Linked DNA regions of Homo sapiens: all the other regions are linked to region 1. A link is a contact called in ENCODE Hi-C or POLR2A ChIA-PET data. All regions are on one chromosome and are shown on one strand. The core of a region is the stretch at or near the end of the contact, and the rest is flanking DNA. Distances in the headings are between cores, read along the strand shown. Region 1 holds the start of OGA (O-GlcNAcase). Region 2 holds the start of WBP1L (WW domain binding protein 1 like). Region 3 holds the start of ARL3 (ARF like GTPase 3). Region 4 holds the start of TRIM8-DT (TRIM8 divergent transcript). Region 5 holds the start of SFXN3 (sideroflexin 3). Region 6 holds the start of C10orf95-AS1 (C10orf95 antisense RNA 1). Region 7 holds the start of FBXL15 (F-box and leucine rich repeat protein 15).

The links. A loop is a pair of places that touch in the nucleus more often than their neighbours do. ChIA-PET counts read pairs that join two places held with the same protein, here RNA polymerase II (POLR2A). Pooled maps may share reads with other maps.
Region 2: a loop to region 1 is called in a map of CD4-positive, alpha-beta T cell, with 3 times the contacts of the local background. The contact joins the promoter of WBP1L here to the promoter of OGA in region 1. A Hi-C loop is called at or near these places in 2 of 168 maps with a recorded cell type or tissue (CD4-positive, alpha-beta T cell and naive thymus-derived CD4-positive, alpha-beta T cell) and 6 of 50 pooled maps. POLR2A ChIA-PET finds 5 or more read pairs at or near these places in 2 of 52 experiments (CD4-positive, alpha-beta memory T cell and GM12878).
Region 3: a loop to region 1 is called in a map of B cell, with 10 times the contacts of the local background. The contact joins the promoter of ARL3 here to the promoter of OGA in region 1. A Hi-C loop is called at or near these places in 1 of 168 maps with a recorded cell type or tissue (B cell), 2 of 37 single-sample maps with no recorded cell type and 8 of 50 pooled maps. POLR2A ChIA-PET finds 5 or more read pairs at or near these places in 7 of 52 experiments (CD4-positive, alpha-beta T cell, MCF 10A, OCI-LY7 and 4 more).
Region 4: a loop to region 1 is called in a map of B cell, with 15 times the contacts of the local background. The contact joins the promoter of TRIM8-DT here to the promoter of OGA in region 1. A Hi-C loop is called at or near these places in 8 of 168 maps with a recorded cell type or tissue (B cell, CD4-positive, alpha-beta memory T cell, CD8-positive, alpha-beta T cell and 3 more), 12 of 37 single-sample maps with no recorded cell type and 18 of 50 pooled maps. POLR2A ChIA-PET finds 5 or more read pairs at or near these places in 7 of 52 experiments (CD4-positive, alpha-beta T cell, CD4-positive, alpha-beta memory T cell, H1 and 4 more).
Region 5: a pooled map shows a loop between it and region 1 (9-fold over the local background). The contact joins the promoter of SFXN3 here to the promoter of OGA in region 1. A Hi-C loop is called at or near these places in 7 of 50 pooled maps. POLR2A ChIA-PET finds 5 or more read pairs at or near these places in 3 of 52 experiments (CD4-positive, alpha-beta memory T cell, MCF 10A and activated T-cell).
Region 6: a pooled map shows a loop between it and region 1 (9-fold over the local background). The contact joins the promoter of C10orf95-AS1 here to the promoter of OGA in region 1. A Hi-C loop is called at or near these places in 8 of 50 pooled maps. POLR2A ChIA-PET finds 5 or more read pairs at or near these places in 7 of 52 experiments (B cell, CD4-positive, alpha-beta T cell, CD8-positive, alpha-beta T cell and 4 more).
Region 7: a pooled map shows a loop between it and region 1 (14-fold over the local background). The contact joins the promoter of FBXL15 here to the promoter of OGA in region 1. A Hi-C loop is called at or near these places in 1 of 168 maps with a recorded cell type or tissue (naive thymus-derived CD4-positive, alpha-beta T cell), 1 of 37 single-sample maps with no recorded cell type and 11 of 50 pooled maps. POLR2A ChIA-PET finds 5 or more read pairs at or near these places in 6 of 52 experiments (CD4-positive, alpha-beta T cell, WTC11, activated CD4-positive, alpha-beta memory T cell and 2 more).

Annotation. Positions count from the first base shown.
Region 1 is chr10:101,816,684-101,820,423 of GRCh38, reverse strand. OGA (O-GlcNAcase) reads left to right here and starts at 1,980. Exons shown (of 16, transcript NM_012215.5): 1 at 1,980-2,600. The coding sequence starts at 2,402. KCNIP2-AS1 (KCNIP2 antisense RNA 1) reads right to left here and starts at 1,356. Exons shown (of 3, transcript NR_045118.1): 1 at 1,176-1,356. RefSeq lists enhancers at 1,951-2,070, 1,872-2,447 and silencers at 2,221-2,280, 2,361-2,420.
Region 2 is chr10:102,741,994-102,745,733 of GRCh38, reverse strand. It overlaps WBP1L (WW domain binding protein 1 like), which reads right to left and starts at 1,786. Exons shown (of 4, transcript NM_001083913.2): 1 at 1,591-1,786. The coding sequence starts at 1,680. It overlaps SFXN2 (sideroflexin 2), which reads right to left. Exons shown (of 12, transcript NM_178858.6): 12 at 2,242-3,740. RefSeq lists enhancers at 920-1,149, 2,090-2,139 and a silencer at 1,650-1,809.
Region 3 is chr10:102,712,380-102,716,119 of GRCh38, reverse strand. ARL3 (ARF like GTPase 3) reads left to right here and starts at 1,723. Exons shown (of 6, transcript NM_004311.4): 1 at 1,723-1,847. The coding sequence starts at 1,845. It overlaps SFXN2 (sideroflexin 2), which reads right to left and starts at 1,484. Exons shown (of 12, transcript NM_178858.6): 1 at 1,439-1,484. RefSeq lists enhancers at 506-1,081, 1,082-1,658 and silencers at 1,444-1,593, 1,412-1,806, 1,874-1,923, 1,964-2,063.
Region 4 is chr10:102,641,157-102,644,896 of GRCh38, reverse strand. TRIM8-DT (TRIM8 divergent transcript) reads left to right here and starts at 1,708. Exons shown (of 1, transcript NR_186489.1): 1 at 1,708-2,105. It overlaps TRIM8 (tripartite motif containing 8), which reads right to left and starts at 418. Exons shown (of 6, transcript NM_030912.3): 1 at 1-418. The coding sequence starts at 279. RefSeq lists enhancers at 39-168, 270-1,025, 1,026-1,780 and silencers at 269-1,248, 1,329-1,428, 1,699-1,758, 2,089-2,718, 3,151-3,445.
Region 5 is chr10:101,028,744-101,032,483 of GRCh38, reverse strand. SFXN3 (sideroflexin 3) reads right to left here and starts at 1,250. Exons shown (of 12, transcript NM_030971.6): 1 at 950-1,250; 2 at 2-170. It overlaps PDZD7 (PDZ domain containing 7), which reads left to right and starts at 1,355. Exons shown (of 17, transcript NM_001195263.2): 1 at 1,355-1,411; 2 at 2,100-2,490. The coding sequence starts at 2,265. RefSeq lists an enhancer at 728-937.
Region 6 is chr10:102,447,817-102,451,556 of GRCh38, reverse strand. It overlaps C10orf95-AS1 (C10orf95 antisense RNA 1), which reads right to left and starts at 1,740. Exons shown (of 3, transcript NR_038938.1): 1 at 1,535-1,740; 2 at 1,227-1,370. It overlaps C10orf95 (chromosome 10 open reading frame 95), which reads left to right and starts at 14. Exons shown (of 2, transcript NM_001363580.1): 1 at 14-171; 2 at 410-1,720. The coding sequence starts at 464. The coding sequence ends at 1,105. RefSeq lists an enhancer at 1-47 and silencers at 570-1,059, 1,100-1,179.
Region 7 is chr10:102,418,744-102,422,483 of GRCh38, reverse strand. FBXL15 (F-box and leucine rich repeat protein 15) reads right to left here and starts at 1,648. Exons shown (of 4, transcript NM_024326.4): 1 at 1,302-1,648; 2 at 977-1,130; 3 at 192-697. The coding sequence starts at 1,354. PSD (pleckstrin and Sec7 domain containing) reads left to right here and starts at 3,699. Exons shown (of 17, transcript NM_002779.5): 1 at 3,699-3,740. RefSeq lists enhancers at 21-350, 1,261-1,730 and a silencer at 851-1,020.

The DNA.
Region 1 (3,740 bases), core at 731-3,230:
CTGGTTGCAAACACCAACACTGCGCCCAGCCATCTGGGCCTGATAATTTAAAAGGACTCTCATTCCTCAGATAAAAGTTCTTTTCGGCCAGGTGAGGTGGCACGTGTCTGTAATCCCAGCACTTTGGGAGGCTGAGACTGGAGGATCACCTGAGCCCAAGAGTTTGAGACCAGCTTGGGCAAGATGTTGAGACCCCCGTCTCTACCAAAAATGAACAAATTAAAAGAGTGTGGTGGCGGGCACTCGCCTATAGTCCCAGCTACTCGGGATGGCTAAGGCGGGAAGATCCCTTGAGAGCCCAGGAATTCGATACTTAAGCTATGATTGCACTAGCCTGCGTGGCAAAATGAGACCTCTTCTCTTACAAAAAAAAAAAAAAAAAAAAAATTGTGTTCTCAACCCCAACGGACCACAATATCCAGTAAAGCTGCTATGGCCCCTAACTCTCAGCACAGGAGGTCCCTTAAGAAAATGCTTGTCCGGCCGGGCGCGGTGGCTCACACCTGTAATCCCAGCACTTTGGGAGGCCGAGGCAGGTGGATCACCTGAGGTCAGGAGTTCAAGACTAGCCTAGTCAACGTGGCGAAACCCCGTCTCTATTAAAAACACAAAATTAGCCGGGTGTGGTGGCGGGTGCCTGTAGTCTCAGCTACTCGAGAGGTTGAGGCAGGAGAATAGCCTGAGCCCAGGAGGTGAAGGCTGCAGTGAGCCGAGATTGCGCCACTGCGCTCCTGCGCTCCAGCCTGGGCGACAGAGTGAAACTCTGTCTCAAAAAAAAAAAAAAAGTTTGCTCCTAACCCCCATCTCAACAATCCAGGACTGAAAAGAAGAGGGACCATGAAAGTCCCTGAAACTACAAGTTGGGCTACGGCTAAAGAAGGTAAATATCAGACTGAAGTGTAAGATGGACATTACTAAGTCTTAATCATCATTTCATGTTTATACCTCACAGGTTGAGATAGATTTCTCAAGCATCATAAATGTAAAGTGCATTAGGGTAGGTCTACAAGAGAGCTCTGAGAACATACAGCAAGGAGACCCAAACCCATCTAGGGCTCAGGGAAGGCTTCCCAAGGAAGCGATGCCCATGCCGAGGCCGAAGGGATCTCATGCCCCACTGCACACACCGCGCGCTCCCCATTCCCAAACAAGGCAGGCTTTTCATGCCTCCCTACCTTTGGACTCTGTTGTTCGTTCCACTTTCCTGGAGTGCTGTCTTCCCTCCCCTTCTGCTCAGTCAGGCTAACTTCACATCCTTTATAATCCAGCTGAAAAGTGAAGCCATGCCCACGGCCTCTCCCCAAAGGAGGAGTGAGTATCACCTGTTCTGAGCTCCGAAGTTCTTGGGGACACCTTGTGGGAACTGCGTGTGTGGTGGCTTGTCTCCACCACCGTACTGTGAGCTCATAGTGTTCTAGAGCCCAGCACGAGGCAAGCTCTATAGATGTCTACTGAATGAAGGAATGAACGAATGATTACATTTTAAATGGGATTAGGGGAAAATGATTCAAGGCAGAGGGGTGAGCTGAGCTCCTTGGAATGGTGTCTTTACCGAACCAAGCCTGGGTTAGGCAGATGTAATGAGCCCACCTATTACAAGAATCTCCATAGAAAGTAGGTCAGTTCTTTCCTATCTCTTTAAGAACGAGAGGCCGCGGCTCCGCGCCTGCGCACTGAGAGAATAAACACCTCTCCTTTTCACCTTCCCCCCTTCTCCCTATTGCCCCAACCGGCGGCAGCCTCCTCCCATACTCCCCTCCTTCGGGGCGGGTAATGGTCCGTCCGTCCCAGGGTGCCAGGCTTGTTTCGGAGGGTGGCAAGCAGAAATGGTACATTCCACTGCCTTCATTACCTTCTGCTTTTCGCGTCTCCTGTTCTATTTCCCCCTACCTAAAGAAGCTTAATAGGCTAGCCCCAAAGAAGGCGGGGGAGCCGGGCGGAGGGGACCGGTCTGAGCCGGTCTGCAGCGCAAGCGCAGTGCGGATAAACAGGAAGCGGGCGGTGGAGGCAGCAGCAGAGGGAGAGCTCGGGGCTTGGAGGGGAAACAGCGGAAGACCTAAGATTATCGGGAGGGCAGCAGAGGCAGAGAACGAGGACAGGACCCTTGGCCGTCTTCTTCCAGGGAACGAGAGGTCACAGCCTCGCTCTCCGCTTAGGCTTCTGGCGCCCCAGCTTAAAGCCGAGGCTGCGGCTGACAAAGGGCTCGCGCCGGTGCCGCCGCCCTTCTCATCCGGGCATTCGGGTCCCTGCGGAGAGGGAGGGGGAAGGGCAGAGGGGGAGGGGAAGGAGCCGGAGGGGCGCACACTTGGAGCTGAAGCCCTCTCCAGGGCTCCGGGCCGGTGCCCCAACGGACAGAGGTCGAGGAGGACCCGCAGAGGTGGCAGCGGCCGGGGGCAGGAGGATGGTGCAGAAGGAGAGTCAAGCGACGTTGGAGGAGCGGGAGAGCGAGCTCAGCTCCAACCCTGCCGCCTCTGCGGGGGCATCGCTGGAGCCGCCGGCAGCTCCGGCACCCGGAGAAGACAACCCCGCCGGGGCTGGGGGAGCGGCGGTGGCCGGGGCTGCAGGAGGGGCTCGGCGGTTCCTCTGCGGTGTGGTGGAAGGTGAGCGCCCTCCTTCCCTCCCCGTTTTGGCACTAACACGTTCTGTCCTCGGGAGGAGGGTGGTGGCGGGGATTTTGGAGACTCTAAAAGGCCGGAAAGCCTCTGGGTCTGAAATGTGGCCCTCCTAAAGCGAGGGGAGAGACGAGATGTTGGGCGAATCTCCTTGCACGTCTTAAGACGGCGTCGAATTCCCCCCTGGCCACTCACAAGTCTGACCCCACCCGTCTTGGGCTTGGAGCCAGGCCACCTCCTAAGGAGGCGGTGGTTAAGAGCCTGGTGTTCTGTTAGCCTCTGAGTTCTACTTCTTTGTACCTTGGGATCTTATTCCCTAGGGTTGTCTGGTTCCAGTGAAAAAATATGTGTAGTGCTTCTGTCACCACCCTTTGTGGAAAATCGGCCCACACTGACGTGCTTGTACTTCTGGAGTGAAGAGAAGCACGTTTGGCCTATAGTATTTCAAGTTCCACTTGGCTTAGAATATTTTTGTTGCTTCCCCCCACCCCCGCAAAGATTCATTTGCAACTTAGAAAATTGCCCTCTTTCCCAGCTACTGTACTTTGCTCTCGAGGGATGAAACTTTGGCTTTAATCACAGATTCTCGAAGTATCTGAGATGCGTAATTGGAATTTAGTGACCGCAGAAGCGGCTTTAAAAATGCCCTTCTCGCCTTTTTTCCCATTTACAGTCGAAAAGAACGATGGACTTTTTGGTAGTGAGGGAAAATTACCAGATGCTTGTTTCAGTTTCTGGATGAGAATGGACAGATAGTCCACCTTGCAGCTCTGTAGAGGCACGAATCGGTTACATTATTAGTCTTTCCGCAGTTACAGCATGTATTTGAATTTTCTGAAGTATTTTGGCCGATTCAGAGTTTCCTAGATGTCTGTTTTATATCTCTCTCGTATGTAATGGCGTGGATAAGGGTAAAAAATATATATATTTAAAAAACCAAAAAGGTATGGAAAAAGGATTGCTCTCGACGTTGAGAACATCAGCTTTTCTGTTTTTTTTCACCATATAAATTAGAGTATTCTTTCGAAAAATGGGTGGTGGTTATGGTACAGACCATAACAGGCTACTTTGCTGCTACAGTAAGGCATGAAAGAGTTCAGCGAAGTTAACTGTCTTGCAGAATTTGGG
Region 2 (3,740 bases), core at 537-3,036, 930 kb before region 1:
TACACAAACATATCCTGAGGAAAAATTAGACACTTCAATGCATAAATAAATTGTGGTTTACAGATAACAGAATGTTACTTGGTCATGAACAGGAATGAAGTACTAGTACATGCTACGATGTGGATGGGCCTTATAAACATTACGCTAAGTGAAAGGAGCCAGGCACAAAGACCACATATTGTAGGATCCCGTTTATATAAAATATCCAGAATAGATAAATCCATAGAGACTGAAAGCAGACGGGTGGTTGCCAGGGGCTGGGGGAAAAGGGAGACAGAGAGTAACTGCTTAGTAGGGACGAGGTTTTCTATTGGGGTGATGAAAATGTTTTGGAACTAGATAGAGGTGGTAGTTGCACAACATTGTAAGTGTACTAAATGCCACTGAATTGTTCACTTTAAAATGGTTTTTGTCATGTGAATTTCAACTTATTTTTTAATCAGTATTTTAAAATAGAGGATAATGGGCAAAACAAGATGTATTTGTGAAAAGGCAGCCCTAAAACTCCTAGGGAAAAGATAAGTATTTTTGCTGGCACTCAGTTTCTGCTCTTGTTCACAACACAAGTTCAAGCGCTAAGTTGTATAAACTTTGCCACTACGCTATGCGTCTATGTGTGTATGCCTTTCTGAAAAAACGGGGAAAAGAACAGAAAGTGAAGAAAAAAGAATCATAAAGCTTTGCCACATGCAAGGAAGGAGGGGTGATTGCCCCCACTGCACCCCACCCAACTTGGCACCAGGAGTAACGCTCCCATTAGGGTTTTGAAATGCCAGCTGGAGCTGGAATCAGCACAAGCAAGCTTCTCTGCCTGGATAAAGAGCAAGCCACCCAGCAAGAAAAGCTAGGGTGCTCCATTTGCTGCCCATATTGGCATCAGAACCACCCTCTGGTCAAAAGCCCTGAGCTGGCTCAGATCAGCATCCGTGACTTGCTCTCCCAGGCCAGCCAGCCTAACAGCAAGAGCTTGTTACAGCTCAAGTGTGCTCCTCCTCCTGAGGGGTTCCACTCTGTTTCATCCCACCTGCCTTCTGAGAGTCCTCCCTCCAACCAAGTGCGCCATGGCTTACAGATTTTAAAATGGGGCCAAGTCTCTCCCAGGAACATAGTAATTTTTTTTAAACGTACTAAGATGCCCTCGGAACTTTCCCCAGTCCATCCTTAAAGAAATATCCTCAGGATCCCCTCCCTCACAGGCCAACTCAATAGCCTGTGTACCCCTACACACACAGACGTACATACTGCATTACTGCCTGGGACACCTGCTCCACAGAGGGACACGAATAAGGCCCACATCCTCAGCTTGGCACCGCTATCCAGCCACAGTCACCCCAGCCCACCTAACCAACCTGCCGTCTCAAACGCCCCTCACTCGCTTGGCATCATGCCTCTGCCACCTCCTTGACACCAAAACTGTCACAGGTGTCCCTCAGCTAAATACCGACGCCCCTTTAGATCCTGTCCACGCCAGGCATAGACGCCCCTCTCGGGACCCCTCAACTCTTGGCAACAACACTCCTTCAGACCCCTCCAGCCAGGCCTCGACGACCCCCAGGACCCAACATGGCCCAGACGCCCCCTCCCCCTTACCTGCGGGGGTTCAGCCCTGGCTGACAAGGGGCTGGGCAGCGCCTGGAGGAGCAGGAGCGCCATGCCACCCAGGAGCCTTCTCCTCTCCATCCCCCTCCTGCTCCTGCTCCTCCGCCACGGCGCCGCCACCTCCCTCCTCCTCCTCCCTCTCCTCCTCTACCCTCTTCTTCCTTCTTCCCTTCTTTTCCTGTTTGACGCTCCCCTCCCGCTTCCGGCTCTGCTCCACCCCGCCCCGCGCAAAACACCCTCCCAGACACGCGAGAGACTCTCCAGTTCCAGCGCTTCATTGGCCTTTGCCCTTTGTCCATTGATCAATGTAGCTGTCGATCAAATATAAGTCCCGCCTTCCCCTGAAGACGAAGCGATGCAGCCAATAAAAAGTAGGAGGAAGCCGGACCATCTTGAATGCTGCGAAGAAGTGTAAAATTCGTCCCAACCCGCAGAGAGTGGCGGAAGCAGCTTCATAAGGGGGCGGGGCCACCCAGGTGGATGGAAAAGTCTATTTCTGATGTAGCCATCTTGAGTGTGGCGGAAGTACTAGTTTTCCAGTTTTCCACATCAAAAAAAGAAAAAAGGTTTAATGTTTCTCAAGGGTGTTGGAAAATAAATTATTCCTGAAAGGTAACCAGGCGCTCCTGAAGAGGAAAACAATTGCAATGTAAAAATATTTTAATGTCTTTTGTCTTGAAGCACAGCACTATTACCAGGATGCCTCTCTTGGTCTCAACTGCCCAAATAGCAGCTTAGGTCCGTTTGAATTCCCTAGAAGATAGTACCTTTATCTGAGGCATAGTGCTTCGTCACCCCAAGTTCGACGGACAAAATTCTGGTTCTACTTCACAAATTGCTCTGAAATCCATCATCCATTGCTTCAATCCATGTTCTTCTAGCTAAATACAAATGGCTTCCCTGCTGCCCTGCAAGTTGACAATTCTTCCTCTCAAATTTCCGCCACACACTACAACCATACCACATTAAACCAAATATTACTATATCATGGCCTCTTCTTTTAAATACTTCATCTACCTACAGAATAGAGAGTCCAAACTTCCCAACACGGTCCTCTCTGTGACTTCGTCCCTGTCTACTTCTCTTTATCTCACCTCTCACCACTACATTTTCCCACACATTCCACTCACACTGACCATTGAAGAGATGCCCAGTAACTTCATTTACATATTACAGATACAGTTCCCTGCTTACAAACTCCTAGCCCCATCTCCTTGCTGCTTCTTCTGGATTCTTGTAACACTTATATCTGCGTGCCTGGTTTGCAGTTTTTTGTACAGCATACCAGGTCTTTCTTCTTCTTCTTTTAAAGCCTATAATATCCTGTACAAGGCTCAACCAGAGCTTGATCAATGTTGGTAAAATAGCCAGGTGTGGTGGCTCATGCTTATAATCCTAGCCCTTTGGGAGGCTGAGGCAGGTAGATCCCTTGAGCTCAGGAGTTTGAAACCAGCCTGGGCAACATGGAGAGAACCCTGTCTCTACAAAAATAAAAAAACTAAATTAGCCAAATTAGCCAAGCATGGTGGTGCACACTTGTAGTCCCAGCTACTTGGGAGGCTGAGGTGGGACAATCACCAGAGCTAGGGAGATTGAAGCTGCAATGAGCCTTGATTGTGCCACTGTACTCCAGCCTGGGCAACAGAGTGAGACCCTGTCTCAAAAAAAAAAAAAGGCCAGGTGCGGTGGCTCCTGCCTGTAATCCCAGCACTTTGGGAGGCCGAGGTGGGCGGATCACATGGTCAGGAGTTCGAGCCTGGCCAACATTGTGAAACCCAATCTCTACTAAAAATACAAAAAATTAGCCAGGCGTGGTGGTGCATGCCTGTAGTCCCAGCTACTCAGGAGGCTAAAGCAGAAGAATCGCTTGAACCTGGGAGGCAGAGGTTGCAGTGAGCCAAGACTGTGCCACTGCACTCCACCCTAGGTGACAGAGTGAGACTCTGTCTCAAAAAAAAAAGAAAAAAAAAAGTTGGTAAAATAAATGGACAAAGGAAGACCCATGGCAAATAACACAGTTGACTTTAGCAGTCAATTTCCTCTCAAAAACCTGTCAAAGTGTTTTACAGCCTGGCCCAGTCTAGCCCACATCTGAGCCCAGAGGAAGTTGTTCTTGGCTTAAGTGTTGGAAAAATGGGAAA
Region 3 (3,740 bases), core at 474-2,973, 900 kb before region 1:
TCCCTTGCCTTTTTCACAAAAGGGCCAACAGTCTGGAGATGAGTAGATTATAGGGGTTTGTGCTCCTGTATCACCTCCATTCATCACCTCCTTAGTCAAGGCTCTGAACTGCTTTTTCTCTCCAAGGATCTGAAGCAGGTATGCAAGCAGCAGATGTTGATTTTTGTTTTCATTTTTTTTTTTTTTTTTGAGGCAGGGTCTTGCTCTTTCACCCAGGCTGGAGTACAGTGATGTGATAATAGCTCCTGGGCTCAAGCAATCCTCCAGCCTCAACCTCCCGAGTAGCTAGGACTACAAGTGCGCCACGGAACCTGGCTAATTAAAAAAAATTTTTTTTTGTAGAGGCAGGGTCCTACTGTGTTGCCCGGGCTGGTCTCCAACTCCTGGGCTCAAGCCTTCCTCCCCTTCCACCTCTCAAAGTGCTGGGATTATAGGCATGAGCCACTGCGCCTGGCCGCAATTACCAATTTCTAGGGGTTGTGAAAATGAAATTTGGTATGAAATGTATTTCATTAGGAAGGATGTAATTTCCATACGGGCTGATTTTGTCCACTGCTGTGTCTCCAGCGTCTAGAACAGGGCCTAGCACGTTTGTGTAAACTCTTCTTATAGTCCTCTGCATCGGGAAAGGGATGGGAGGTAGCACTTCCCAACCCACCCCAGTGTCCCACTTGCTCTTCCTTGGCTAAAAATGCAGGCTCATTTTTGCCTCCTCCAGGACTACAGATGGTACGCGGTCCTGTCCAAAGCAGCTTAGCAAAACCGGCCAGAGGCTGGGCACAGTGGCTCACCACTTTGGAACACCTGTAGTCTCAGCACTTTGGGAGGCCTAGGCGGGCGGATGGCTTGACCCCAGGAGTTCGAGCCCAGCCTGGGCAACATGGCGAAACTCCGTCTCTACAAAAACAAAATACAAAAAATTATCCAGGCGTGGTGGCGCCCGCCTGCAATCCCAGCTACTCGAGAGTCTGAGGCGGGAGAATCGCTTAAGCCTGTGAGGCAAAGGCTGCAGTGAGCCGAGATCGCGCCACCGCACTCCGGCCCGGGCGACAGAGCGACACCCTGTGTCAAAACAAAAACCGGGCCGATCCCCAAAACGCCTTTCACCTGTGCTTTCAGCTCACCTCAGGGCTCAGGGCCAGCCCCCAGGCTGCTTCTTGCCCTCCGACAGACGGCCTCCCCCCATCGGTACTCCCCCATCCCGGACAGCTCGTAACGCCCCAGCCGCTCGGCCTGGCACTCCTAGGCAATGGGGGTCAGAGCAGAGGGGCCCATCTGCAGCCCCAGGGCGCACTTCGCGCCACGTGGCTTCTGCAGGTGGAAGTCCAGCCCGCGCTGCAGCCCCGCCTGGGCAGTCAGGACAGCAATCTCAGCACCCACCCGAGATGTGGGGATTGGAGGTAGACAGGGCGAGCGCCATTGTCCCAAGGCCCCTTACCTGGTCCCGGGACAAATGCCACCAGTTACAGCCCGCCTTGAAAACTGGCCCGGGTGAGAGGAGGACCTGGGCTGGGGAACTGCCCCCACGCCCGCCCCACGCCCCTCCTTTTCGACCAATCCCAGGCCGGGAGGCTCCCGCCAGCCACGTGGGCAGGCTTTCTCCACTCCCTGGTCCAGGCGAGCCGGCGGCGGCCTCTGCAGCTCCCGTAGCCCGCCCACTGCGTGGGCGGGCGCCTTAGCGCACTTGCGCACTCTGGGGAAAGCGGAGCTGCACCCCGCCCCGTATTGCTGCTCAGCTCCTCAGCTGTGCGTGCGAGGGACGTCGGGGGCGGCGCCGCAGCAGTTGCCCCTGGTAACGGGGGAGGCAGCAGGAGGAGGAGGAGGAGGAGGGACTCGGCGGGAGGATGGTGAGTGTGGGGGCCTGGGCCCCCTTGGAGCCGGCCGGTTATCCCCCTCCCGTCCCCAGGCCCAGGGCGGAGCACTGCGCTTAAAGCCAAGGAGGGAATGGGACGTCGCTCAGCCTGCTATCTGGGTTGTGGACTGATTTCGGGGGTCGGCGGGGAGACCCGAGGGTGGGCCCTGGAGGGAGGCCTGGGCCTGGAGAGGAAGGCGGGGCTTGCAGCGGGTCCGAGGCTTGGGGAAGGGGCTGGCAGAGTGCGCGGCTGGCCGGGTGCGGAGCCCGGGCTCCATCATTACTCTGGGGACAGGGGTGAGGGCGGATCCCAGGAACTGCGGAGAGCAGCTTTCGCTAGCAGGCTTAGACTTCCCGGGCAATCGGTCTCGCGGCTTTGCAGTAAAGTGGGGTTCGTCTGGAGCCCGGCCAGAAGCGGAGAGAAGGCCGGCCCCATTGGCTCTGAGGTCGCCCTGGCGGTAGCAGGGGAGATGGTAGCCTAGCTCTCCTCCTTCTCGCGCTGTGCGGGCCCCTGGGGGGTAGGGAAGTAAGTCCCACGACACAAAGGGGTGCCGCTTGGAAGGGATGCCTGGTGGATTTTACGCCGTCTTGGTGTCTGCGTGGCGGGTGCGCTTCCTCAGTCCCGAATTATTTAGTTATTTGCTGAGAGTTTTGCAGGATCTGATTGTTGGTGATGACCGATTTTTCATTCAATACATAATCCATGTTGATGAAGACATATTAGCTGCTCCGTCTCTAGAATTTCCTTCGAAACCTTTTGCAGTCTCCTCTTGCGTGTGACCATACCAGGACCAAAAGATCTTAATCCTAGCTTGAGTTCTCCAAACTGAAAAGAACGAGAAGTTAAAAATGGAGATCGAACTTCAATCCGGGGCAAGGCTTTTCTCTGTCAGTCCCAATTAAAGCTTTCCCAAATTCTAAATTATGGTTGTGACAGATCTGACCGTTGACACTCTGTTTCTTGTTAATGTCTGTACAGTTAGTTGGAGGGAGTTAAAATGGAATTGAGTAATTTTAGAGCTATCAAAGAAAAATTGATTTTGAACACTTAAAGCAGGTTAGTTGGCTGCAAAGAGCCTGTCATCAAACTTATAGTCACTGCTCCAACTCTCTTCCTAGTTCCTTTCTTGACTTTTAGAAATGTTGAGCCATTTCTGTTGATTTAAGAAGTAAAAAAAAAAACAAAAAAACTAGATGCCCAGGAAAAAAAAAAATAGATGTATGTTTGGTCAGATTATCCAGTGAGTAGATTTAGAAAGGAAAAAAAAAACTCAATTGATTTTACATTGTCAGATTGTTAAAGAAGTAGGGTTATTTGATCTGAAGTTGCCAATCACATTTCACACTTGCTACACTTGCAGTTTTTTTTTAACCTCAGGCTAAACAGATTTTTACAACTGTTTCTTTTTCTTAATCATTTATACGTGAGCTGTCCTTTTAAAGTTAAAGTTTTTCTCAACAAATGAGTACAAACATAAATATTTACCCAGAAAATAGCTAGAATTGGAATGAAAAGGGCATGCCGAACCAACAGAGATTGAGATTCATCATTATGGATGAGAAGTGCATGAGAGTTGGCTAACTTTTCCCAGTTTGTTGATCAATTAAGTGTACTGTGTAATCCATGATTGTTTAATTTATAATTACAGGCCACAGTAAATTAACCACTGCCCATGTTTCCAGGTGCAAATTGGCACAGTATACAACAAATTTACAGTGTATATACAACACTGTTGTATACAACTGTTGTGTTCAATGATGAAAACAGATTTTGTTTTTCTTTTTTCCTTTTTCCTAAGATGAACAATAAGAAATTAAGACAAATTATTCCGGATTCTTTATCTGGTTTCCCAAAAACATTTTTTTTCTATCTCCACAAGCGTGAGCT
Region 4 (3,740 bases), core at 459-2,958, 820 kb before region 1:
CACGCAGTGCAGCGCCGCCGGCGGCTTCTCCACGTGCAGGGCATTGAACTTCTCCACGATGTTGGTGAGCTTCAGGTTCTTCTCCAGGCCCGGCTTCTGGTTGTAGGCCTGGTTGCACTCTGGGCAGCGTACGAGGCCGCTGTCCTTGGCCCACGCCTCGCCGATGCAGCCCCGGCAGAAGTTGTGTTTGCACGGCAGCTGCACTGGCTCCACGAAAACGTGCAGGCAGATAGGGCAGATGAGCTCCTCCTCGAAGCAGTTCTTCCAATTCTCCGCCATGGCGGCCGCGGGCAGGGGGCCGGGGCAGGCCTCCCCGACTCCCCAGCCCCGGGGGTCCGTCCGGAGCCGCTGTAGGCCCACCGAGCCCCGAGCTCCGGCCCCAGCCGGCCCCGACGGTCGCTCAGTCAGCAGCGCCTTCCGCGTGCCCGCCCCCCGGAGGAGGGAGCCGCGGTCCTCACGCCGCGCGCGCAGCGGGCTGCGTCTCCTCCTCCTCCCGAGCGCCTAGCGGGAGGCGGCGGACTGCGCCAGGGCCGCGGCCGGGACTCCAGCCTTGGAGGGGAGCGCCGGGGTCCAAATTCCATATAAGAGGCCGCCTCCCCGTCGGCGCGGCTAGGGCAGTGGCGGCCCGCGGCCTGCGCTCGTCCCCGCGGCTGACATTGGGGCGCGCCCCGCGGCAGACGGAGCTTGGGAGCAGCACACTTCTTCCGGCGGCGGCGGCAGCGGCGGCTCCTGCCTGGCTCGTCGGCGCCGCACCTCCCTCGCAGGGGCCGGAGCCCGGGGTCTGCGGGGCCAGGAGGCGAGGGCGGCCGCGCCGAGGGCTGCTAGATCCGGACGGGGCGGGAGGGGCAGGCCGGCGGTCCCCGGGCCACGGTGCAGGCGTCCCCCGGCTGGCTGGCCGGGCGCGGGCTGCGGGGCGCGGGCGGGCCGACTCCGGGGCGCTGCGTGCGCGCAGGGGCAGTCATTCAGATGAAATTCCAGTCCCCGGCCAGAGACACCAGCCCGCCTCTGCCTTCCTCCTCCCTTCACAAATAGAAACGGAAGGGGGAGGGAGAGAAGTGGAAAAAAAGGCAACCGGCGAGGGAGGGAGGGAGAAGCCCCGGCGGCGCTCCGGCCTGACCCCCGGGCGGCTACTTCTGCGCTCCCCCGAGGCCCGGCGCCCCCGCCGCGGAGAGACCCCGCGCGCCCGTCTCCGCGCTGGGCGGGCGCCCGGGCTCTGCCGAGGAAAACAAGGATTGATCAAACTAGAAAGGAATTTTTCTCAACTGCTAATGAACAGGAGGCTCGGCTCCCGGCCCTCCCCTCCCCTCCCCCGGCCCTCCCCCTTCGCCCCCCCGGCCCCCTCCTCCCCACTTTCTTTTCTTCTCGGCCTCTGCTGGGGCCTGGAAGGCTCGGGGCTGCGGTCGGAGCCAGCCTGCGGCGGCGGGGCCAGGCCGAGCCGCCACCCTCAGCGCCCAGCCATCTTGGGCTCCGCGGCGGCGGCCGGGGTCTGGGCGCGCTCGCTGAGGGCCCCGCGGCGTCCTCTCGCTCCTGATTCTTTTTTTTTTTTTTTTGGTGGGATTTTTTTTTTTCCAAGGGGAGGGCTGGCGGCCTCCAACAAATTAGGAGAGAGAGAGGGAGAAAATGCCAAGTCCCGATTTCTCTCCACCTCTGCTCCACCCACCCCGGTCCTGTCCAAAAAATAAAAGAAGATGAGAATTGGAAGAAGTCGGCAGAAAGGCGAGAGCCCGCGGTCCCCGGCTGCTGCCCAGGCGACGCGTCCGGGGCGGGCCCGCACCCGTTGCTCGGTCCGAGGTCCGTCTGTCTGCCCGCGGCTTCTCAAGGGAGGGGAGGGCGCTTCGGGCAGGGTCTCCGCAGCCGCTGTCGCCTCAGAGCTTTATCCTCAGATCAAAAAAGAAAAAACAGGAAGAAAAAAATCCCAACCCCAACACTCTCATCACAGCCACCTTCAGCCATCTTGCGCGTATTATTATTTCAGGAATAATCTGTTTAATAAAAATACCTGCGTATCCAGCCCCTCCCCCGCGTCCTGGGGTCCCCGCCCCCTTTTAATAATAATCTCGATAATAAAAACGATCGGCGGGCCGGGCAGTCCGTGGCGGCCCTTTCCTGCCTCGACTTGCTCGGGCCCGGCTCTCCCCCCGCGAAGGGGCGCCCCGGGGTGGGGGTGCGTCCCCGTCACCCGCGCGGGGAGGAAAGGGCGCCCTCGCCGCCGCCGCGAGGAAGGCGGCGGCGGAGATGCCGCGGCCCGCGGGACCAGCCGGAGGGGCACTCGGGGGTCCCGGGGCCCCCGCCACGGCCCGGCCTGGGAGTCCGCAGCCGGCCGTATACAATGGGTTCGGAGCAGAGCGGGGCAGGCAGGGTGGGGAAACGGGAGGGCCAGGGGCTGCAGCGAGCCGAGCTCCCGGGCTGGGGCGGAAGGAGACGGGGGGTGGTGTCCCTACATCAAGGCCGGTCCCGCTACTCGGGAAGGGGGCGGAGAGCTGCGGCGCTGGGGGGCGAGGAGAAAGCGGCAGGCGGCGCCTTTAATCGGCACCCGCCGGTTCGGCCCACCCGGCACTGGCGAAAGAAACGGGCGCGGTGGGGGGGAAGGGGCGGGGCGTGCTTTCCGGAAGTACAGTTACAGGGCCGGGCGCCCGGCTCCTCCCCCTTTCCCTGTCGCGTTGGGGCTGTTCCGGAGGCTGCTCCTGCTATTGGCCCACAAGCTGAGGCTCCACCTCCCTAAGGCGGGGCAGACCCGAGAGTCTCACGTGACTCTCACAAACTTCGGTACATTAAACATTGGGATGGGAGGGGGTTTTCCGCGCTTGTTAAAAAAGCGATGATGCCACGGCGTAGTGGGACCACCTCTTCCTGGGCCTGAAGTGAAGACCCGTGGCTCTTTTTACCCAGAGGGAAAGGAGCGTTTGTCGGTCTGCTCAGCAGTCCGGTGGAACTGAGCAGGGAAATGCAAAGGTTCAGTGTGGGGAGATTTCCCGATGTCCTTAATACTTTTAACTTCATCCCTGGCACTTTAAACTACCTAGCAAGATAGGCATTTATTCCTCTATTAATAAGGAAACCATGGCTTAAAGAACTGCAGAAATCTGCCAAGGTCAATGGTCAGTCAATAAATCTTTAACAAAATATTTTTCTAGGCCCTGAGAATTCCCAGAAAAACGTACAAAAAATTTAACGTAAATACACGGAGGACAATTTACGTGATAGAGAATAACAGGCTCACACAAAGGCTTTCTGAAAAAGTGACATTTGAGCTGGGACCTGAATGCACACAAAGAGTCAGATAGGTGAAACCTGGGGGAGGAGCGATCCAGTCGGAAGAAAAAACAAATGCAAAAGCAATAGAACAGGCAGGTTCCAGGACAGAAAGAAGGCCATGTGTCCAGGAAGAAAGGTAGGGGCCAGAACACACAGGGCCTTCCTTATATATCTATTATATATTATATAATAGTACGCTTATTATAAGTGTGCTATATAAGTATAGTATAAGATACTATATATTATAAGTACACTATAAAAGTATAGTATACTATTATATATAGTACATATTATATCTAGTATAGGATATACAGTATATGGTGATAAGTATATAGTATAAATATACTATATGTATTATATGTATTTATAGTGTATATTATATATGCTATAATATACCATGTTATATATACCATACCATATATTATATATACTATAATATACCATATATATACTATACCATATATTATATACTATAATATACCATA
Region 5 (3,740 bases), core at 1-2,500, 790 kb after region 1:
CGCTTTCCATCGCTCTCTGAAGCTCTCAGAACCGCCTTCCTCTCTGCCTCCGCTGTCGCCGCCGGGCCCTCCCAGCCATCACGCGGGACGTCACGCGTGACGCCGACCAGCAGGGAGGGGCAGGAGCTTCCCGGCCGCGCCCACCCGGTGGGCACGGGGATTGGCAGAACCTGAGGGCGGTGGGTGTCATTCGAGGCGATGCCCCCAGCCTGGGCCACCTGGACCAGGCCCTAAGCTGCTTCCCAGAGCCAATCCCACCTCGGGGATCAGTTCTGGCCCCCTCCCCAGCCAAAGGGAGGAGGGGCTGGAGCCGCGGGCGCTGCTCCCTTGGTTTACAGTCCCCTGGCGGGCCTCAGCAGACCCCCAGCCCTGCAGCAAGCGGTCTAGGTGCCCAGAGAGAAAGCCCCGGGCGCAGGTGGGCGGTGTGGAGGGGCGGTCCTCTGCTGGCGCGCCGGGAGGGACTCGGGTTACCGCCTGGCTTGTTTACTTGATGGCTGCCTTGGCAATGGCCTTTGGCTTGCTTGTCCCCCTGGGCTCCTACCCCAGTATCCACAAGCTCCTCTTGTAGCAGCGCGGCATTCGCATCACTTCACAGCCCCGTTCCTGTCGTGCCTGTGCCTCTTCTATGTCCCCAGCCCTCTCCCTGCTCCCCCTCTGTAACCCCTAGCTCCACTGTGTCCCTGGTCTCCTTACGCTCCCAACCCCTAGCCCTGCACCCCAGACCGTAGCCCCACCCCTGAGATGTGGAGGGGCAGACGACCCCAGGAACCTCGCGGTCTGCATCCGAGCAAGTGCATCAGAAGGATTCTTAGGATTCTTCCGGTCCTGGGACCAGCTGCCCCACCCTGCGACCATTCCAGAACTGGGTAGCCAGAGACGCCTTCTGACAGAGGAGGAGGATGCAAGTGAAGAAGGCACCCCCTCCGCCACGCACATACTCACAACTCACCCAGCCACCACACAGAGCACGCCTGCAGCAAACTCAGGCTCACGTCCCGCTCTGCCCCGTGACGTCCCTCCACGGAGGCCTCAAGGGTGCCCAGGGAGGGGTGGCAATTCCAGGAGCCCCGGTAGCTGGCTCGGCTCAGAGAAGAGGTGGTTCGAGCCGGAGGGGAACAAGCCAGACCCAAGCCCTAAATTTGCGGAATGAGCTAGGGCGTCAGAACCAGAACTGGGGTGGGTAAAGAACTCCGCTGCCCGGGACCAGGTAACGCTCGGCTGTCCCTGGCGCCTAAGGGAGGTGCCGGAATAGAATGACTGGCGGCCCTACCAGCCAATGGGAGCCCGGGGCGGTGCAGGCCAGCCCAATTCCCGCAGCCTCCGCGCAGCGTGGGTGGGGTTTGCCGGCTGCGGCAGTAGCTCTCGCCTGCGGGTGGTTTGACAAGGCTGGCGGCGCCACACCAGCGACCAGGTGAGGCCGACCAGGCACAAAGGGGTGGGGGGCCTGGAGGGCCGAGTTGATGTTGGGGTGCTTCATTCTAGGTCCCAGAGCTTCTCTGAGGGAACTGGCCCTGGGTTTTGCGCGGGATGTCGTGGGACCCCTCTCCAGCAGATCCTCCCCAAAGCTTGGGAGAGGTTCATGCAGCCTCTTTAGACCCGGAGCCGCAGCCTGGAGCCCGCGGGTGTCTGGGGGTCTTCCTGGGCCTCAGCTGTCTAAGGTCCTGAAGCCCTATCCTCGAGGCCCAGCCCGCCCCACGCAGCCCCCGCCCCACCCCGGGCCACCTCCATGCCCGCATATGCATGAGAGAGGTGATGCCATGAGCTGTCCTGACCTCTCTTTTGTCTCACACCTCTCTAAGCCCCAGGGCCCGCAGTAATCCCAACTCCACTCTCAACCTCTACTGAGGACTGGGGACGGGAGTAGATGACTCAGCCCCGAGCAGGAATGAGGGGTGAAAGGTTCCCACCTGCCTTGTATAAAGTCAGCGAGAGTCCAAGATGGTGCCTGGACGGGGCAGTTCTCTGGCCTAGGGTGAGACAGGAGGGGGGCCTAAGGCATGGGAGGGCAGGATGCTTAAACCAGGGGGAGGGGTGGAAGTTTTAGGGGGCAGCAGGGGAAACATTTACACCCCTCCCTCATCCCTGCTCTCCCTGCCCAGGCCTGGAGCTCACACTTCTGAGAGGCATCGCAAGCGAGGGCCTTCACGTTACTGAGACCCCAGCCCCGCACAGAGGCTCATGGAGCTCGAAGCACGCAGGGCTGGCCTCTCCAGAGCTAGCAGATTCCTTCTGGACCTGTAGGGTGCCGCCCTAGCCCAGCCGCCATGGCGCAGGGTTTCGCAGTGGGCTTCGACCCACTGGGCCTAGGAGACCTGAGCTCCGGCTCTCTGAGCTCCCTCTCCTCCCGAGGCCACCTAGGCAGCGACTCAGGCTCCACCGCAACGCGATACCTGCTAAGGAAGCAACAACGGCTGCTGAACGGGCCCCCCCGCGGAATCCGAGCCTCATCGCCCATGGGACGCGTCATCCTCATCAACTCCCCCATCGAAGGTAGGGGCGGGACCCAGCCACTGGCCTGGGTTGGGGAGGGTGGGGGTAGGGGACAATGGGAACTCAGCAGGAGGAGGCAGAGCCAGTATGATTGGGGGAATTCAAGAGATGGGAGTCACAGGGAGGTGGCAGGCCGCCTGGGAACCCATACACTCTTCCTCACCTGCCCTTGGCCTCTCCTCCAGGCCAATCCTGCAGGGGTCCAGGGTCGTAGAAGGGTCAGAGGAGGGAAAGAAGGCCATGGCAGCAGGGACAGGCATGCGTGTGGTATGCTAGCCCCTGGTGGACAAGGCAGGGGATTGAACTGGCCTCTCTCCCATGGGCTCTGCCCTTCTCCAGATCCATTGTGTGTACTTCTGGGGGATGGGGCAGGATAAAGAAGGACATCCTCCATCAACCAGTCCATTGTGTGACAAGCTCTGTGCTGGGCTGCGAGGAGTCAGTGCCCAAGCGGGTAGACAGAATTCAGGGCTTCCGTGCTGAAGGAGGGGAATGAAGGCAGCACAGCAAATGTTCAGAAGAGGAGGGTTGAGGGTGGAGAGGGAGCTCCATCAGGGAAGGGGAGACCTAAGCTTATGTAGTTGCTTAATGCCGCTTCATGGAGCACAATTCTATACCAGCCCTGGGGAGGTGTTACAAGGGACCTAGAGAGAAATCAGGCTCCCTCTTCACCTTCCAGGAATCTACAGTGTAGCAGGACAGAGCAATAAGAACAGCTGGTGGCAGGGGTGAGCTGTCACCAACAAAGGCTGGAAGTGAAAAGCATGGAGCATGGTAGGTGGGCACTTAGGAGCCAGCCTGGCTGTAGTGACAGATGTGAGGTGACTAACAGCTGATGAGCAAGACAGGACCTAGAATGCCAGGTGCGGAGCCAGGCCCCCTGAGTCTGAGCTTTCTGTGAGCAGGACCAGATAAATATCTCCAGCTCCTCTCCTCTTTCTTAGCCAGCAGAGCTCCCCTGGCTGGATCCCAGACTGGACTGTTCAGGCCCTGCTCCTCCCCCTCTGACCCAGCAGGGCATCTCTCTTCCCCTCCCTAGGCCACTGGAGCAGGGTGGGGCATGTTGCTCAGGGAGCAGGCTTTCCTCCACCAGTGCCCTGGCACGCTCACCCCTGTCATACACCAGTCTATGCTTCACCCTCTGGTGAGCACAGGGCACTGCTGAGGGTCACCACGGTCATTCTGGTGAGGGAGCAGAAGTCCCCAGAGGAGTTAGGAGACATTGGGGAAAAGGGAAGCAGGCACCGCAT
Region 6 (3,740 bases), core at 491-2,990, 630 kb before region 1:
CCCAGGTGTAGACAGACGCTGGTAGCTCCTGGCCAGCTCAAGGTGTTTCCTTTTGCCTGGTAACCAGGAGGAGTGGCTGAGGCAGGGCATGGAGCGGAGCAACGCAGCTACAAAGTGCGGAGAGGAGCCCCGCTCTGGATCCCGCCGGCTCCCCAAGGCTGAAGGAGACAAGTGAGTGGGGAGTCACTGGGAAGAGCATCCCGGCGGAGGGCTTGAAAAGGCTCCTTATTGTCTGCTGGGAGCCTGAGGCTCTGCCCGACCTTGGGACAAGAGGCTAGGCGGGGAGCTGAATGTTCGATTTGGGATGAATTCCCCCAAAGCCATGAACCGGCGTCCCGGGGAACCGGCCCACAGGGACAGGAGGCGGTTAAGTAGAAAGTCTGTCTACATATCCCTTCCTCCGCCGCAGGTCTGGATCCGCAGGAGCCCCCAGTAAGAACAGCAGCCGCCTGGGGGGCCGACCATGTATGTGTACAGCTGGCCGCCGCCCAAACAGGGCGTCTGGCCGCCGCCGCCGCAGCTGCTCACCTGCACCTACCTGGCCGCCCCTCTGCTGCTACCCCCAGTCCAGGCCCACAGCTTCCGCAGCCGGCCCGGGAGCCTGCATGCGGGCGAGTGGGCGGCCCCACGGGAATACCACCGCTTCTACGGCCCCGCCGCGCCACCCGAGGCCGCGCCGCCCTGGTGGGCCTGCCCTCCGGCCTACGCCACGACCCTGCGCCGGCCCTGCGCCGCCGCCGGCATCTCGGGACTGTCGCTGCAGGCGCCCGCGGCGGTGGCCGAGAGCTGGGCGCCGTGGCCGGAGGGCGGGAGCCTGCAAACCGAGCTGCGCTGGGGCCGCGTGGAGCGCGCGCGGGGCCCCCCTCTGCAGCTACCGGACTTCGTGCGCCGGGAGCTGCGGCGCGCGTACGGCACCTACCCCCGCGCCGACGTGCGCGTCACCCAGCGCCGCGGCCAGTTCCTGCTGCAGGCGACGCCGCGCGTGCTCGAGCCCGACCACCGCGTGGAGTGGCGCGTGCGGCGCCGGCCCGACAGCGGCGACAGCAGCCCAGCCCGGGAAGCCGCGGAGCGCGGCCGCCCCAGGAAGAGCAAGGGCCTGAGCTGAAGCCGCCGCAAGGCCTAGGGGCGGGCCCGCGTGCACGCGCTTGGCTCTTTCCTGTGTGTGCCGCCGCCGACAGGCAGAAGTGAGCCCTCACCTGTGCGCGGGAGGCGGACGCGCTGCTCACCTGTCTTTTTGGCTTCTCCCATGACTGCCGGCCAGTTTCCTGCACTTGTTTCTCTCGCTTTATTGCTGGACGGTGGGAGAAGGGCAAGTGCAAGACGGAATCGAGGGCACCTCTGGGTGTTCTGTACCTCTTTTCTTCTTGCACCTTGGGAAGTGGAGGACGTGGGATGGAAGAAGGGCCTGGACCTCCCTCCTTCCTCCTCCCCACCTTCTCCTAAGGAGCTTGCCCTGCAGTAAGCCCCAACTTTCCCTTCCTCTTTTCCCTCTATCAGAGTCGTCGCCCACCCCCCTTTCCCACCGCTCCCCTACCCCCGCCTTCCTGCCAAGCCGAGGGCGACGGTGATCCCCAGCTTAGTAAGAAAAGTAAATAGGCCGGGCGCGGTAGCTCACGCCTGGAATCCCAGCACTGTGGGAGGCCGAGGCGGGCGGATCGCTTGAGCCCAGGAGACCAGGTTGGAGACCAGCCTAGGCAACATGGCGAAACCCTGTCTCTACAAAAAAAAAAAAAAAAAAAAATAGCCGGGTGTGCTGATACACTACTGTAGTCCCACCTACTCGGGAGGCGGAGATGGGAGGATCACCTGAGCCCGAGAGGGCGGGGCTGCAAGGAGCCGCGAACGCACCACTGCACTCCAGCCTGGGTGACTGAAACCCTGTCTCAAAAACAAAAACAAACAAAAAAAAAAACAATAAATAAATGAGCGAAGTCAAGTATACACTGCGAGATCATTGTTATGTTTTGGGGTGGTGTTTCTCCATCTGTTTATCTGTTTAATGGGAGTCTTACCGCCCACCCTGGGGTACAGGAAGGTAGGGTGGAGGGGCGTGAAGTTGAACTGGCCCTCTGGAGAAAGCATGTGTCTGATCGCTGGGCCCAGCTGCCCTCTTCACCATCTCCCTCCAAGTGTGCAGGCCAGCACCTTCTAACTCTCCTTGGTCCTTTGGCCCACCACCCTCCGAGATGCTGAGGGCATAAGCTCTATTTTTGAAGTGTGGAAGGCTTCACTAGGAGAGGGATGTCTGAGACCTGAGTTTAGGGCTGGCTCTGACATTTTCTACCTGTGTAACTTAAGGCTTTCTGACTCTCAGTTTCTTCATCAGTAAAAGAGGCGTAAAAGTAACCCAGCCTAATTGGAAGTTAAGATGAATGTCTCGGCCCGGCCTAATTGGAAGTTAAGATGAATGTCTCCGCCCGGCGCGGTGGCTCATGCCTGTAATCCCAGCACTTTGGGAGGCCAAGGTGGGCGGATCACGAGGTCAGGAGATCCAGACCATCCTGGATAACACGGTGAAACCCCGTCTCTACTAAAAATACAAAGAATTAGCCGGGCGAGGTGGTGGGCGCCTGTAGTCCCAGCTACTCGGGAGGCTGAGGCAGGAGAATGGCGTGAACCCGGGAGGCGGAGTTTGCAGTGAGCCGAGATGGCCCCACTGCACTCCAGCCTGGGCGACAGAGCGAGACTCCGTCTCAAAAAAAAAAAAAAAAAAAAAAGATGAATGTATCTTCTTGTCTCCCAATTCTTGCTAATAATCGTTAATTCTTAATAGGCTGAGGTTTGCAATATTCTAGGAGTTTTCTGGAATGTTAGGCCACATAGCCAATTTTAACTAGGATCTAGCCAGATTTGAGGCCCAGCTGTAGAAATTTCTTTTACTGAACTTCCATTTGTAACTGACCAATAGTTACCTGGGTATACACAGGTGAGTTATTGAAGCTGTAGGCCAGCTGATTGGGCACTGCTGTATTTGTGAGCTTCTTGGAGAAGTTGTCTCAAACCTCAGCCCTTGGAAAAGGTGTTTCTCCTGATCAGTGGTTTGCTTTTGTCTTTTAAGCGCTACGAATCTCATTACTGATCATATTTTTCTTTTGGTCCTGGTTTCCAAGGAGCTCAGAGCCAAATTTGCTTTGTGTCTTTTTTTTTTTTTTTTTTTGAAACAGAGTCTCACTCTGTTGTCCAGGCTGCAGTGTAGTGGCATGATCTCAGCTCACTGCAGCTGCAACCTCCACCTCCTGGTTCAAGCGCTTCTCCTGCCTCAGCCTTCCAAGTAGCTGGGATTATAGGTGTGTGCCACTACGCCCAGCTAATTTTTGTATTTTTAGTAGAGATGGGGTTTTCCCATGATGGCCAGGCTGGTGTCAAACTCCTGGCCTCAAGTGATCTGCCCGCCTTGGCCTCATTAAGTGCTGGGATCACAGGCATGGCCACCGTGCCCGGCCTGCTTAGTGTCTTTTATATAAAACCTGCATCCTGAACTCTGTTATCCCTAGTTTCACCTTATTTTTCCTTTGTAAAAAATTATAAAACACAAGAAGGTGAGGTGGCATAGTGTGATGGGTCTGCTGTGTGACCTTGGGCAAATTAATGTCCATGAAACAGTTTCCCCATCCCAAATGGGGATGATGATACAAAAACCTATCTCATGAGGTTATTGAGAAGATGCCATGACATCTGTGTTTCTACAGTGCACAGAAAGCATTTACCACGGTGCCTGGCATGTGTTAAGTGCTAAAATG
Region 7 (3,740 bases), core at 399-2,898, 600 kb before region 1:
TTGAAAAAAGTTTTTAAACTATGGGCTCTCTGGCCTAGGCAATCCTAGAGGCCCTTTCTGTTCAGAATGGGGGTGCTGTGGTTTGCAGGAAGATTCAGAACCCTCAGTCCGGCCTTTTAACAACTACAGCCCGCCCCATACCAGCAGAGGCTAAGTGACTGCCCTCCTCCCGCCCTATCAGGCCCAGGCACCTGACACCGTCGCTTCCGACGCGGAGGCAGCCGGTGAGGTCAAGGTGGTGGAGTTCTGGGCAGTTCCGAGCCAACTCTTGAACCGCGGCGTCCCCCACGTTGGCGTTGACGGCCAGAGAGAGGCTGCGGAGACCAGCGCCGCGCCTCTGCGCCAGGTACACGATGGCCTCGTCCTTGAGCTGGCGGCAGGCGGTGAGATCCAGCTCCTCCAGGGCCGGGCAGCGATCAGCGAGGCCGCGCAGCGCCAGCCCGTCCACCCAGTCACAGTGCGCGAGCGACAGGCGCTGCAGGCGTGGGCAGCCCTCGGCCAAAGCCCCAAGCGCCCGGCGACTCAGTTGCCCGCAGCCGCCCAACGCCACACTCCGCAGCTGCGGATTCCGCGCCAGCACCGGCACCAGGTCCTCGTCTGACAGCCATTCGTGACACGGCGCCAGTGCCAGCTCCTGCAGCCCCTCGGCATCCCGCAGCAGCCGGGCCAATGCGGCCCGCGGGATCTGCGGACCCACCTGCGGGCGGGGAGGCACCCCAACTCTCAGCCCGTCCCGCACTCCTCAGCCGCCTATGCACCCCTGACCTGAGTTCTTTTCTGGCAGCCTCCTGCTCTCCCAGGAGAGACCCCACTTTCCCTCTGAGTCGCTACCGAGTATTTGCCCTTTGGTGCGTGGATCCCTTCCGGGCAGCCCCGGCGGCCCAAGGGGGTCCAGAAGGGCATACTGCGGGGCTGGGGGCTGGGCTAGAGGCGGGGCGGTACCCAGGCAGGGGCGGGGCTTCAGCCCCCGGCTCACCTGCGCGGCATCGAAGCGACGCAGCCCGGCCAGGTGAAGCTGCACCAGCGACCGGAAGGCCCGGCTAACGCGCTGCAGCCGGAGCAGCTGGCGCAGCGGGACCCGGTTCAGGACGTGTGGGAGCAGCACGTCTTCCCAGGGCAGGTCCAGGAACCTGCGAGTAAAGGGGCGTTGGCACTGGCGTCCCGGGGCCACTATTACCTGCGAGTCCGCCTCCGTTATGTTCCTGCGCCCCAGCTCCCAAGAGCGGCCCCCAGACCCAGCCCCGGCTCGGCTCCCCTCCCTCAGGTTCCTCTTCCCTCTCGGCCCCTCCGGTGCTCGGTACCTGACGGCTCCGGGCTCTTGCTCCCCTCCGGACGGCTCCATCGGTGGCTCCATCGGCTGTCTATTGCGCGTGCGCAGTAAGATTTTCTCGCTTTGGCCTTGGAGTGGCCGCACCAAACCCGCCTCCTTGGCCTGTAGAGACAGACCTATTTAATCGAGTGCCGTCTCACCGAGGATCCGATCTGAAAGCTTTTCGGGTGGACCCCGAAACGGAGGCGGAACAGACCGGTGGTGTAACATTAGGCCTCGCCTTCTCGGCTACAGGGCTTGAGGCCTGAAGCTGGAGAATGCGGTGGGCATCAGAGACTGGCTTCTGTCGTCCTCTTGAGCCAGTAGCCGCCTCTGAGCGAAGTGGTGGTGGGAGGAGCAGGCAAGGCCAAACGCGGAGGGGGCGGAGCCAGGACTCTTAGGTTACCGGCCTCTCCTCTGCCCTCTGGTCGCGTTTAGCGACTTTGAAAAACGGGGAGAAACTATCCAGGCTCTTACTGTCTGCCACGTAGCAGGTGTTCAATAAGTAATTGTTGAAATAATGAATGAATTGGCGAGGCTATAATGTTTCCCTCATCAAGTAAACCTGCTCAAACCTCCCATTCCTGATTAATTATGAAGAGCTATCCAGCCTCTTCCACTTCGTAACAGTTTGGGCCGCGTTTCCGCCGGGGGAGAGAGATGTAGGGGGCGCGAAGAAAGACTATATTTCCAACTGGGTCCCTTTCATTTCCTCCAAAGGTCCAGAGTCCTAAGAAGAATGAGAGCTCAGCTCAGCCCGCCAGTGGTAGTGCTTCTCGGCTGGCCTTGGGTTTAGTTGTAGGGTCTGGGGCTGGGTCCGCCCTGGGACAATGACGCCCCAGACCTCTGGACTCAGCTTCAGGGCTGCCTCTCACCGCGTCCCCAGGTCCCAGTCCCAGGATCCGCTTCGGGGAACCCCAGGAGTAGTGCCTTCCCCCATCATCCACGGGATGGGTGTGGGGGGATGTGAAGGACGCGAGAGCCACTGCACCGCTGACGGTCTGGCGCTCCGGTGCAACCGCTTCAGCTGGCTCATCACAACGAAAACCACTTCTCATCTGTTATCTCGTCAAGGCTTCGGGCACCTCTGAAAGGTGGGCAGGTCTATGCTATCAGTCCATTTTAAAGATGGGGAAACCGAGGCCCTGGAGAGGAAGCCCCTTGTCCAGAATCAAGCCAGACGGGAATAGAGAACCCAGACATCTGGTTTTCCCAGAATTCCTTCCACGTTTCCCCACCCCGCAAGGCAGCGAGAAGGGAGAAGCTAGCAGCGGGGAGAGACAAGAAAGGGGTCAAGTTAGGTGAGGGCTTGCTATCTCTTCTTCCTCAGCCTGCTTAGGGAGGGGGTAGCTGGGAGGACAGACCCCTGCAAAGATAGAGCCACGTGAGCGCGCACCACCTCCGGCCGCGCGCCTCGTCCCCCTCCCCTCTTTGTTCGCGCCTCTGCGCCTGCGCAGTGCGACAAATCTGGCGCTGTCCCCTTCAGCACCACGCGGAGTCCGCGCCGCCCCTCCCCGCGGTGAGCCCCGCGCGCCCCCGCCTCGCACGTCCTCGCGCCCCCTGACTGCCCGAACAGACCCCTTCTTCCTTCCGAGGTCACCATCTGCCCGCCCTGGCCCTCCCAAAGAGAGTAGTTGCCATAGTAACTCCAGCGGCTCTTTCTTAAAATAGCAGGGCCCCCTTCTACCCTGGCCAAGGGCACAAGGGTTGCCGGTCCCCCACGTCTTCCGGTCCCTAGTTCATCCCGTCTAACCTCTTACCCCTGGGCAGGCGTGACGACACCTAACTCAGGCAGCAAGGAAGTTCTTCCTGAAGTCTGATTTAACATCCCCCTGCTGCATCCTGGGAGGGTGGTCAGGGTTGGATCTCCTGGGTCCGAGACTCAAAACCCCTGGCGGGTTCAAGACGGTGTTCCCTAGATCTCCTTTCCATAGTTGATGGTCTCCTGGATTTAGGGGGCGGGTCCAGTCTACACCCATACCGTGTGCTTGGCGCGGCCGCGTGCTCGTGGGGGCGGGAGCGCGTGTGGCATGTAACAGGTCATGTGGCAGCCTCCTAGGGACACGCGTGGGGTCTGGAGCGGGACACGCGTGTGCAGCCGGGCCTTACGTGTGGCTCAAGGGGCGGTGGGCGAGAGAGACGTGGACACAAGTGGGGTGGGGCACGTGAGGGTCTGGGGAATAGAACCAGGGGTTCCATGCGCCCTCCTCCTTGTCTGGGGCGGGTCTTAGGTTGGCGGGAGAGCCCAGCGGGGACCTAGCGACAAGGGGGGCTGGCAGCCTCCGGGGCTCTGGGCCCTGGGAGAGGGCGGGGGGTGGGGGGGATTAGCGTTGCCTGAGCGGCGCGTAGGGGGTAGGGGGAGGGACTGAGAGGCGGGCGGGCCTGGAGCAAACGGGAGCCGCGCTGCCTTCACAGCTCAGCTGGGCCCAGC